3 separate regions of the Homo sapiens genome follow, and regions 2 and 3 are each linked to region 1. Evidence: chromatin contacts called from ENCODE Hi-C or POLR2A ChIA-PET data. All regions are on one chromosome and are shown on one strand. The core of a region is the stretch at or near the end of the contact, and the rest is flanking DNA. Distances in the headings are between cores, read along the strand shown.

Region 1 (2,883 bases), core at 221-2,720:
TACAAACAGGCATTTTCAGAGCTAAATCCAGTGACAAACATTTTTGTTTGGCCCCCTGCAACTTTTTTTCTTTAAATCTGATTTAGTTGCTCCATTTAAAGTCAAAAGATTTTAAATAAAAATCCTGATTTTGAACTTCTCTTGAAAATCGGAATATCTCCCAACCCTAGAACTGCACTCCAAAACTGAAGCAAGCAGAGTCAAGTAATGACCTCTCACCATGGTTTTTTGTTTTAGTTTTTAATTTTGCAGAGACTAGCTCTCACCACGTTTCCCAGGCTGGTCTTGAACTCCTGGACTCAAGCAATCCTCCCACCTCGGCCTCCCAAAGTGCTGGGATTACAGGCATGAGCCACCCCCGCCGGCCTTGGCTTCTCACTTTGAACAAGGCTTATGCCTTCAGCCTCATCACTGATTTCACACAGACGATATTACTCCTTCCATTCACCTGCCTGACCCTTCTAGGCAACTAACTCTTTATGAGGAAGAAGATGGGAACCCAGAGATTCATAGCTCAAGTTTAATCATTCCCTCATCCCTCAAGCTACAGAACTAGCTGGCTGTAGCACCAAGAACCACTAAGAACTCAAACCCCTTAAAGGCTGGAAGACCAGACTACTCCTTCAACTGGAATCCAGAGATGGGAGAGGCCAATCTCTAATTGACCCAATTCTGCCACACCTTCAAACAAGTATAGGAAAGAAAAATGAGTGTCCTAAATCCAACAGAAAATTAAGCTTTCGGAATTTACCTCTCTTCCCCTCCTCGCTGCTGTATATCCTGCAGTTTCTCAACGAACTCATGAAATTTCATTTCTTCCCTGTTGGACCTCGGCTTAAAGTTCTGGAAATTGGCCATCTTCTTCTCATCATAGTACAAGAACTTGTGGGTGCTGGCACTGTACACAGAGAAGTCTCCATTGCCAATATTCTCTTGCAGGTATTCAAGGTCCCATTTCAGGGCAGGATACACAAGATTTGTGTCGGTCAGCACCACAGGCTCCTAAATGAAAACAACAGGTGAAAAACACCAAATGAAGTAATGCCAAGGAGCCGGTGGGTTGGCCTCCATGATCCCAACTACTTCTCAACTTCAGAATAATTTCTCCTGTTAATCAGCACGAACCCCTAAGTTCCGTATCTCCTCGCCTTTCTCTCCATCTTCCCATAGGCCCTAGTCTAGAGCCCTGCCAGTCTCCCATCTCTTTCACCATTCACCTCTGACCTCTCAACCGGGTACCTTCCTCCTCTCCCTTTAGACGCGGCCCCGCCCCCCACCTCATTCTCAATAAGCTCCTCTGCCCGGGGGTCGCTCTGACTCAGACGCGGAATGGGCCTAGTCGGGAAGCTATAACTGCGCAACTGGGATTCATCCCAGGCGGGGCCGAGGGCTCCAGCCTCCTCCCGGGGCTCTCCAGAGCCAGAGGCCACAGCCTCCGCCGCTGTCGCCGCCATCTCCGCCGCCAGGGACGGCCCCCACCGGAACCGGAAGCTCCGCCTATTCCGGACCCCAAAAAAAAAAAAACAAAAAAACCACACACCCAACGGAAACCATAGAGATGAGCTGCGAGAGAGAGCGGTCCAGAGACATAAAGAACGCGGAGCCGAGGCCTGAGGGTGCGCCTCCTAATGGTAGTATGCAGCTCTACATCCTAGGCTCCACTGCTGAAGAAATGGGGCTAGACACTAGTCCCACGGAATAGGGACGACCTGGTAGAGCAAAACACAAAAAAAGTTGCCCCATGTGCCCGAGTCTACACAAGAGTCAAAGAAGGAAGCAAGTTCAGTTAGGCATTAAACTTTACACTCATGAATGGGGAGAAAAGCAAACTCTTGACCCACCTAAAGAAGTCAGAAGGAAAAGCAGTGATCACATTGGTAGATGTAGAGCAAAGGCTGACTGAAGGCTTAGGCAAAAGATATACAGCAAGTTGAATTCTTTCAAAATCAAAGACAGTTTTCTTTTGTTTAGCATCATTTGATTTTTCTGCCTATATCACCATGTCTCCTACTTGAATATATGTTTGCCGTGAATCGAATGTTATTAGAGGCCAACCATGGACATCTCACATTTTCAAACAATCTATACTGATTATAAAAGGCCATATTAATACCTCTATTGCTTACTTGGACAGTTCTTATGGCTGGCTGTGAGAGGCCCAATTCTAAGATGTATCCCAAGATTTGTACCCTACGGTGTACACATCCTGTATACATTTCTCCCCTTAAAAGAAAACACGACTGTGAATATGATAGAGCATCACTCCTGTAATTAGGTTAGCTTATATGACAAGGATGTAATTAAAGTCCCTAATCAATTAACTTTAAGGCAGTCAAAAAGAGGTGATTTATCCTGGTGGGCTTCATCTTATCACTCTAGCCCTTTAAATCAGGGCTAGAGGTCAGAGACAGAATCTAAGAGATTTGAAGCCACAGCACAGCTGTCCTGTTCACCTTGAAGGAGCAAACTGCCATATGGCAGGAAATGGCAGGTGGACTCTAGGAGCTGAGAAAGGCTCCTGGGTGACAGCCAACAAGAAAGTGGGCACCTTAATCCTACAAATGCAAGTAACTGAATTCTGGCAACAACCACTGAACTTGGGAAAGGACACACACGGAGCCTCAGATGAGATCGCTAACCCAGCCAACACCTTGATTTCAGCCTGATAAGACCCTGAGCTGAGGACTCAGCCAACCAGTACCTGGACTCATGGAATATGTGAGAAAATAAATTGGTGTTTTGGGCTGCTAAATTTACAGTAATTTGTTATGCAGTAATAGAAATGAATGCACTGGCTTAACTATGTAATTATGCTACATAGTAACCATGCTACACCAAACCGATAATAGGGCTACCTCTGTGGAAGTGTTTGAGGCTGCAGGG
Region 2 (2,883 bases), core at 283-2,782, 2.0 Mb before region 1:
ACTTGCCCCTTCAGGTCTACCCTTTGGCTACACCCCCAAGCAGCTGCAGAACAGTCTTTCAAGACTCATTGAAGATCATCTTACACAATGCCTGCATGAATGTGGTCCTGGACAGTTTCAACCAATATCTCAGTTTTTGGTCCAGCAAGACTTTGAGGACAGGTTCTTTTCCAGAGTCCCCAGAACATCTGTTCTGCCCAAATGCTGAAGGAAGAAACAGGCTGCAAACAGGAATGGGAAATTAGAAAAGACCATTCCTACCCTAAAGCTACTTGAGGGTTACTCTCAGCTCCCCGGAGAAACTGCAGGCCATGGCCGAGAAGCTCCTCTTAATGTCCCACTGCACAATTCCTCCCTGCTGGGGTCCCAGAGTCTCCACCATTTATTTCCAACTGGAGGTGGGAAGCTGTCGGCCCCTTCAATCCTAAGCCAAACCATGGTTCTCTCTACCTAATGCCCTAAAGCGAAGCAACTGCAGAGCTAGGAGGAAGCTCTGCACGGAGAAAGAGAACAGTGCAGAGTAAGCAAAAAGTTTATCAGGAAGAGCTGCTCCGTCAAACTTCAAAAGCAAAAGCTTTGCCCTGATACGACGTCTGAGCTAATCGGGAAGGTATCAAAAGGAGACCTCCTCCTCTCTCCACAAGCACCAGGCCCTCATCTTTGGCCCTCCTACCCACCACAGGAGAGCCCTGGGCCCCCCGAACCCCCCATTCTATGCAGTCTCGTGCCCTCTGAGCTTCTTCGGCTTCGCTCCTCCAAAGCCCTCTCAAATGCTCCCCAGGCCCCGCCTCGCCTCTCCCATCCCACTTCGGCCGCCCCCGCTTGGCTTCCCCTCGCCCACTAATGACCCCCTACAGGCGCCCCCTCTTTTCACCACGTTTACAGTTCCCTCGCTCCTGCCGTTCCCCCCTCTGCTCCTACACACACCCCCAGTCCTCACTCTATTCTCCTAATCCCGGTTAACCCCTCAGTACCCACGGGCTCCGTTAACCCCTTTGTCCCCATTCCCAACTTGAGCCTTAACTCCTTCCCTCGCAGCAAGAAGCCCTCCTTCTGAGTGCTTTAACCATTCTCTACCCCTCCTCCCACCTCCCACAAATTACTTCGCCCTCGGCGCTTTAACCCTTTCCAGCCCGCGCCTGTCCGTCTCCCCGCGGCCCAGAGCATACCAGTACTTGACGATAGCGGTAACCTGGAGCGGGTTCGGCTGGTCAGGGTAAAGGCGGCGGCACTCTCCGTAGATGGCGTGCAGTCCCGGGGGAAAGAGCGAAGCGAAGGCCGGGGGGGCAGTCGGGCCAGGGGCCGGGGGCGCGGTGGGGCCGGGGGCGCCGCTAGGCCGCAGCTCCGCCATCGGGGTGCGTAGGGCAGGCACTGGGGGAACTGGAGAGGGCAAACGACGGGGAGAGCACTGACGGGCCAGCGGGCGGACTCGGTGGGTGAGACTCCCCGAGGCGATGGGGGCTGCAGCGAGGTCTAGCTCCGCGCCTGCGCACGGCGCACTGTCCGCCCAGGCTGTCGCCGCCGCCGAGTCTGCCAGAGGGTGCCTCGGGGCGGCGGGGCGCTAAGGGGGGCGGGGCGCCGGCGCACCCTATCCAAGCACCCATTGGCTAATGTCTGTGCCAGTCACAGGCAGGGAAGGTGTGACTTGACAATAGGCCCCGCCTCCCCTCCCTGTGTTGGGAGTGTCCCAAGGCTCTTGGTCTCCCCCTAGTGTTAGGAGGAACCCAAGTTTAGAGATGCTGAGCACCCTCTGAGGTGCTAAGGTCCCACGAAAGCAGCGAGAAGTGCGCCAACAAAGGATTTGTTACTGTTTTGCTGACGCGCTGCTAACTAGGATTTAAACATAAATCTGACAATGGATTGATTCATTCATCCATGGGGCGTTAGTATTAATAGATGATAATAAATCTAATGTTTTCTAGGGCTATTGACAAAAAGGTCCCTGAAATTTCAAGGGGGCTGGGGGAGAACATAATCCAGAGAAAAAAATGCACTGGGCTCATTTGAAAGCAGTGACACATAACCTCTCTTCACCTCCATTTTCTCAACCATCAGTGTCAATTCTAGCTCGTTATGAAAATTAAAGAGATACTCGAGCAGTTTCTGAAACCCTTAGATGATGTTTTAATGACCAAAAGATTACCTATACCAGTAGTTCCAATTGCCAATCTTCGGATCAATGTTAGCCTGTTATGCAGAAAAAAAGAAAATGCAAAAGGCAACGACAATGTACAGGTTTTTAAACTTAAAGCTAATTTTATGCAATTTAAATTGTTTTCCTTTGTTGTAGGAATATGTCCTCTCGCGTACGTGTGTTAACATTTCCTTTTTGTTAGAGTGTGAGGTGCTAGGAGATGTTTATTAAAGTCTTACAGACCCAAATAAAAACATGAGAACCTTATATTGTCTAAGGGAACGTCGGGGGGAGTGGCAGGGCTGATCTGCAAAATCCAAACATCCATGAATTACGACCAATCCAAACCGAACTACAGACAAGTACTCGAGAAGACTACATACCTCAGCATGCACTGCGAACTCCTTCAAAGGGACTACAGATCCAGGCATGCAACATGACCATCAACCTGTGTCTCTGGCTGTTTAATCTAGGGAGACCACAAATCCCAGGGTACTGCGCATTGGAAATGCGACTCCCAATCTTAAACTAGGCGGGCAACAAAGCAAGCTAGATCGCTAACCCAGGCGCAAAGCTTGCTGGGGATTGTAGTTCTTCAGAGGCGAGGTCGGGCCGCTCCCTCGCCGCCCTGAACCGGCGGCTAGACTGCGCATGCGTGTCAGTGGCGCTAGCGGCGGACCCGGCTGGGCAGTTCCTTCCCCAGAAGGAGAGATTCCTCTGCCATGGAGTCCTACGATGTGATCGCCAAC
Region 3 (2,883 bases), core at 191-2,690, 1.2 Mb before region 1:
GGATATGGTATGTTGTAAAGCTGGAACCAAGTTTGCATTTTTGAGGGCTTGAGATGAAGGGAAGACTCTTACCAGATAGTAAGACAGCTGAGTTTTCCTCAGTTTTCTCGTCTTAACACTAGTGGACAATTCTAGCATTTTGTTTGGAGGATTTCAGAGTTAACCTCATGGAATTCAGGATTTTTTAGCAAGTTTGCTTTTGGTTTTATCTTGGCTTTTAGTAATCATGTTGGCTGGTCTGGTCACAGGTGACTGTGAAACAGATGCCCTGGTCTTGCTTTCATCACTCTAGGATCATGAAGTGCTATGCTATTTCCTGGTTATGAATATTAAGGTTGGAATTACATTTTTATTGATTGTTTGGATCAGAGCTCAGTTCCTGTAGAAAACGAACTGTAAAAGACCATGCAAGAGGCAAAATAAAACTTGAAGTGAATGCTTGTCGTGTTGTATTGTGTGAATCTATTTCCTGTCTGCCCCCTCCCTTTTCTCCTCTTTCATGCCTCACCTACAAGCAGGTATTCTCTCCTCTCCACAGCTGTTCCAAGTTAGAGATTGGATCTTGAAGGCAGCCCTCCCCTACCTCCATCACCAGTAAGACTTCCAGATTTTCATTAAGACAAGAGCTAAGAAAAGTAGACTAGTTTTTAGCCAAGCCACCCCACCCTCTTGCCACAGTTATAACCTGGATGTGAAATAGGGCCTCTAGTTTGAGTTTTGCCATCTATTAGGATAGAAAGCACACAGTTTGCCTGATTCTTAAAAGGCGAAAGATGGCGCGAGTAGCATAAACTGACAAAATAATCCACGGCGCAAAGATACTCCTGGATGATTTGGAATTAAAAGCTCAAAAAGCGTGGGTGGGCCAGGAACAGCCAACACACATGAGCTAACTAGTCCTCTGCTAGCAAGTGCCAGCAGCTAAGTCTCAGTGAAGGCATAGCAAGTTGCGGGGTCTTTAGAGCAGGAAGAATTAAGAGAGGCTTAGCCGAGAGGACAGACAGGACAGACGTGTTGGGATGGAAATTCCTAAGGCTCCTCGGCTCTCTTGAGGCAAAGACAATCTGAGTGCATTTCCTTTGCTTGTAGCAGAAAAGCACTGCCCTGAACCCCACCTTTGCTGGGAGGAGTAAGAAGGGTTTACATTTTTATATCTATAACTCCTTTAACGAAAGCTTACCCTGGGTTGGAAGAGTGGGAGACACTCTTCCGACACAGAGCGAGGAGCTTGGGGAAGTGGACACCCTCATGGTCGTGGAAATGAGCAAGGATGTTAACATAAACCCCAAATCCATTCTTCTGTGATGTTACTTCCTTTCTCTTCGGTCTTGATAAAATATGAGCAGAAGCTGCGGGCTCCGGGTAGGGCTGCGGGGTCTCGGCGCCTTTTCTTTTCCAGGACTGTGCGTCTCCTTTAATGGGCGGGGCCGGAACTGGCCGAGGGTCCCCGGCTTTGTGCGTGTCGGGGGCGGAGTTTGAAGAAGGCTCTTACAGCATGGCCGCCGGTACTGCAGCTGCCTTAGCGTTTTTGAGTCAGGAGAGCCGAACGCGGGCCGGGGGTGTCGGGGGCCTACGGGTCCCGGCCCCGGTCACTATGGACAGTTTTTTCTTCGGTATTAGTGAAGGGAGAGGCTGAGGGTGGTACTGGGGCGGTAAGAGGTAGGGATGTGAGGCGGGAATGCGGAGGGTTTCAAGGCGTGGGTGTGGGCGGAGGGCTGCTTCGCTGTTCCCGCAGGAGAGGGGGCCTCGCACGCACAGCCAAAGGGGGTGGCGAGATCCCTGCCCCAGATGTGTTGGGCGGGGCCCACGGCAGAGCGTCCCAGGTGTTCTGAGAGAAGAGACGGAGGTGGACGTGTAAATGACCCGTCCGCCCAAGGTTACACGTGACGGCGGGTTGGTGACATCCCCCGCTGCCCAGCCCCGTACACACGCTCAGGCATACTCACTGTTATTTCTACCAGGCTGTGAGCTCTCCGGCCACACCCGCTCCTTCACCTTTAAGGTAGAGGAAGAGGATGATGCGGAGCACGTGCTGGCACTAACCATGGTGAGGGGCAGGGGAGTGGGGTTTTAATGAATAAGCCCAGGCAGGCAATATAGGTCTCTACCCAACCTCCGGATCCCCTTTACTTGGAGACACATCCTCAGCCTAACCCCCCGGCATGGGCGGCTCCCCTGGCCAGGTGAACCGGGACCTCTGAGGCTGGGCAGGTGCTAGGGTAGATGCCTTTAGTTGTGGTGTCAACCCTCACTTGAGGAGACCCTGAGGCCCTGTGTACCGTTCCCAGCTCTGCCTCACCGAGGGAGCCAAAGACGAGTGTAATGTGGTAGAAGTTGTGGCCCGGAACCATGACCATCAGGAGATCGCAGTCCCTGTGGCCAACCTCAAGCTGTCCTGCCAACCCATGGTGAGTTCCCCAGCTCTGCCTTGGTGGTGGTGGTGGTGGTGGTGAGGGGATTGAGGACGTTAGCACTCATTACAGTGTGGGGTGGGCTAGGAGTGGGCCAGGCCTTCATCCTTGTCTTCCTCCCAGCTCAGTCTGGATGACTTCCAGCTCCAACCACCTGTAACCTTCCGCCTGAAGTCGGGCTCTGGCCCTGTGCGGATCACTGGGCGGCACCAGATTGGTGAGAAGAGGGGAGGGCCCTCTCCTTTGCTTCCAGTGGACTCTCCCATCAGGCTTCCCCCACTCCGCACTCCTGCCCCATCCCACCCTCATCTCCCAGTGCAGCCCTGTACAGGTCTGTGTGCCCTCCACGCTGTGCCCTGTGCATGACATGCCCTCTCCTTTCCGTCTACTCAAGCCTACCTCCTCCATGGAACATGGCCCAACTTCTCCAGCTCCAATAATGAAGACTCCTTTGGCTCTTTGTGACCCAGTT

The links. A loop is a pair of places that touch in the nucleus more often than their neighbours do. ChIA-PET counts read pairs that join two places held with the same protein, here RNA polymerase II (POLR2A). Pooled maps may share reads with other maps.
Region 2: a map of CD8-positive, alpha-beta T cell shows a loop between it and region 1 (11-fold over the local background). The contact joins the promoter of SUFU here to the promoter of HIF1AN in region 1. A Hi-C loop is called at or near these places in 1 of 168 maps with a recorded cell type or tissue (CD8-positive, alpha-beta T cell), 4 of 37 single-sample maps with no recorded cell type and 8 of 50 pooled maps.
Region 3: a loop to region 1 is called in a pooled map, with 4 times the contacts of the local background. The contact joins the promoter of NPM3 here to the promoter of HIF1AN in region 1. A Hi-C loop is called at or near these places in 4 of 50 pooled maps. POLR2A ChIA-PET finds 5 or more read pairs at or near these places in 2 of 52 experiments (B cell and activated B cell).

The regions. Positions count from the first base shown.
Region 1 is chr10:100,534,530-100,537,412 of GRCh38, reverse strand. HIF1AN (hypoxia inducible factor 1 subunit alpha inhibitor) reads right to left here and starts at 1,470. Exons shown (of 8, transcript NM_017902.3): 1 at 1,278-1,470; 2 at 752-1,002. The coding sequence starts at 1,454. RefSeq lists enhancers at 1,491-1,550, 1,621-1,710.
Region 2 is chr10:102,502,621-102,505,503 of GRCh38, reverse strand. SUFU (SUFU negative regulator of hedgehog signaling) reads right to left here and starts at 1,532. Exons shown (of 12, transcript NM_016169.4): 1 at 1,170-1,532. The coding sequence starts at 1,351. It overlaps ACTR1A (actin related protein 1A), which reads left to right and starts at 2,792. Exons shown (of 11, transcript NM_005736.4): 1 at 2,792-2,883. The coding sequence starts at 2,857. RefSeq lists enhancers at 1-345, 2,814-2,883 and silencers at 638-932, 1,247-1,716, 2,394-2,463.
Region 3 is chr10:101,782,003-101,784,885 of GRCh38, reverse strand. NPM3 (nucleophosmin/nucleoplasmin 3) reads left to right here and starts at 1,440. Exons shown (of 6, transcript NM_006993.3): 1 at 1,440-1,613; 2 at 1,962-2,047; 3 at 2,289-2,408; 4 at 2,535-2,628. The coding sequence starts at 1,496. OGA (O-GlcNAcase) reads left to right here. Exons shown (of 16, transcript NM_012215.5): 16 at 1-436. RefSeq lists an enhancer at 1,873-2,512.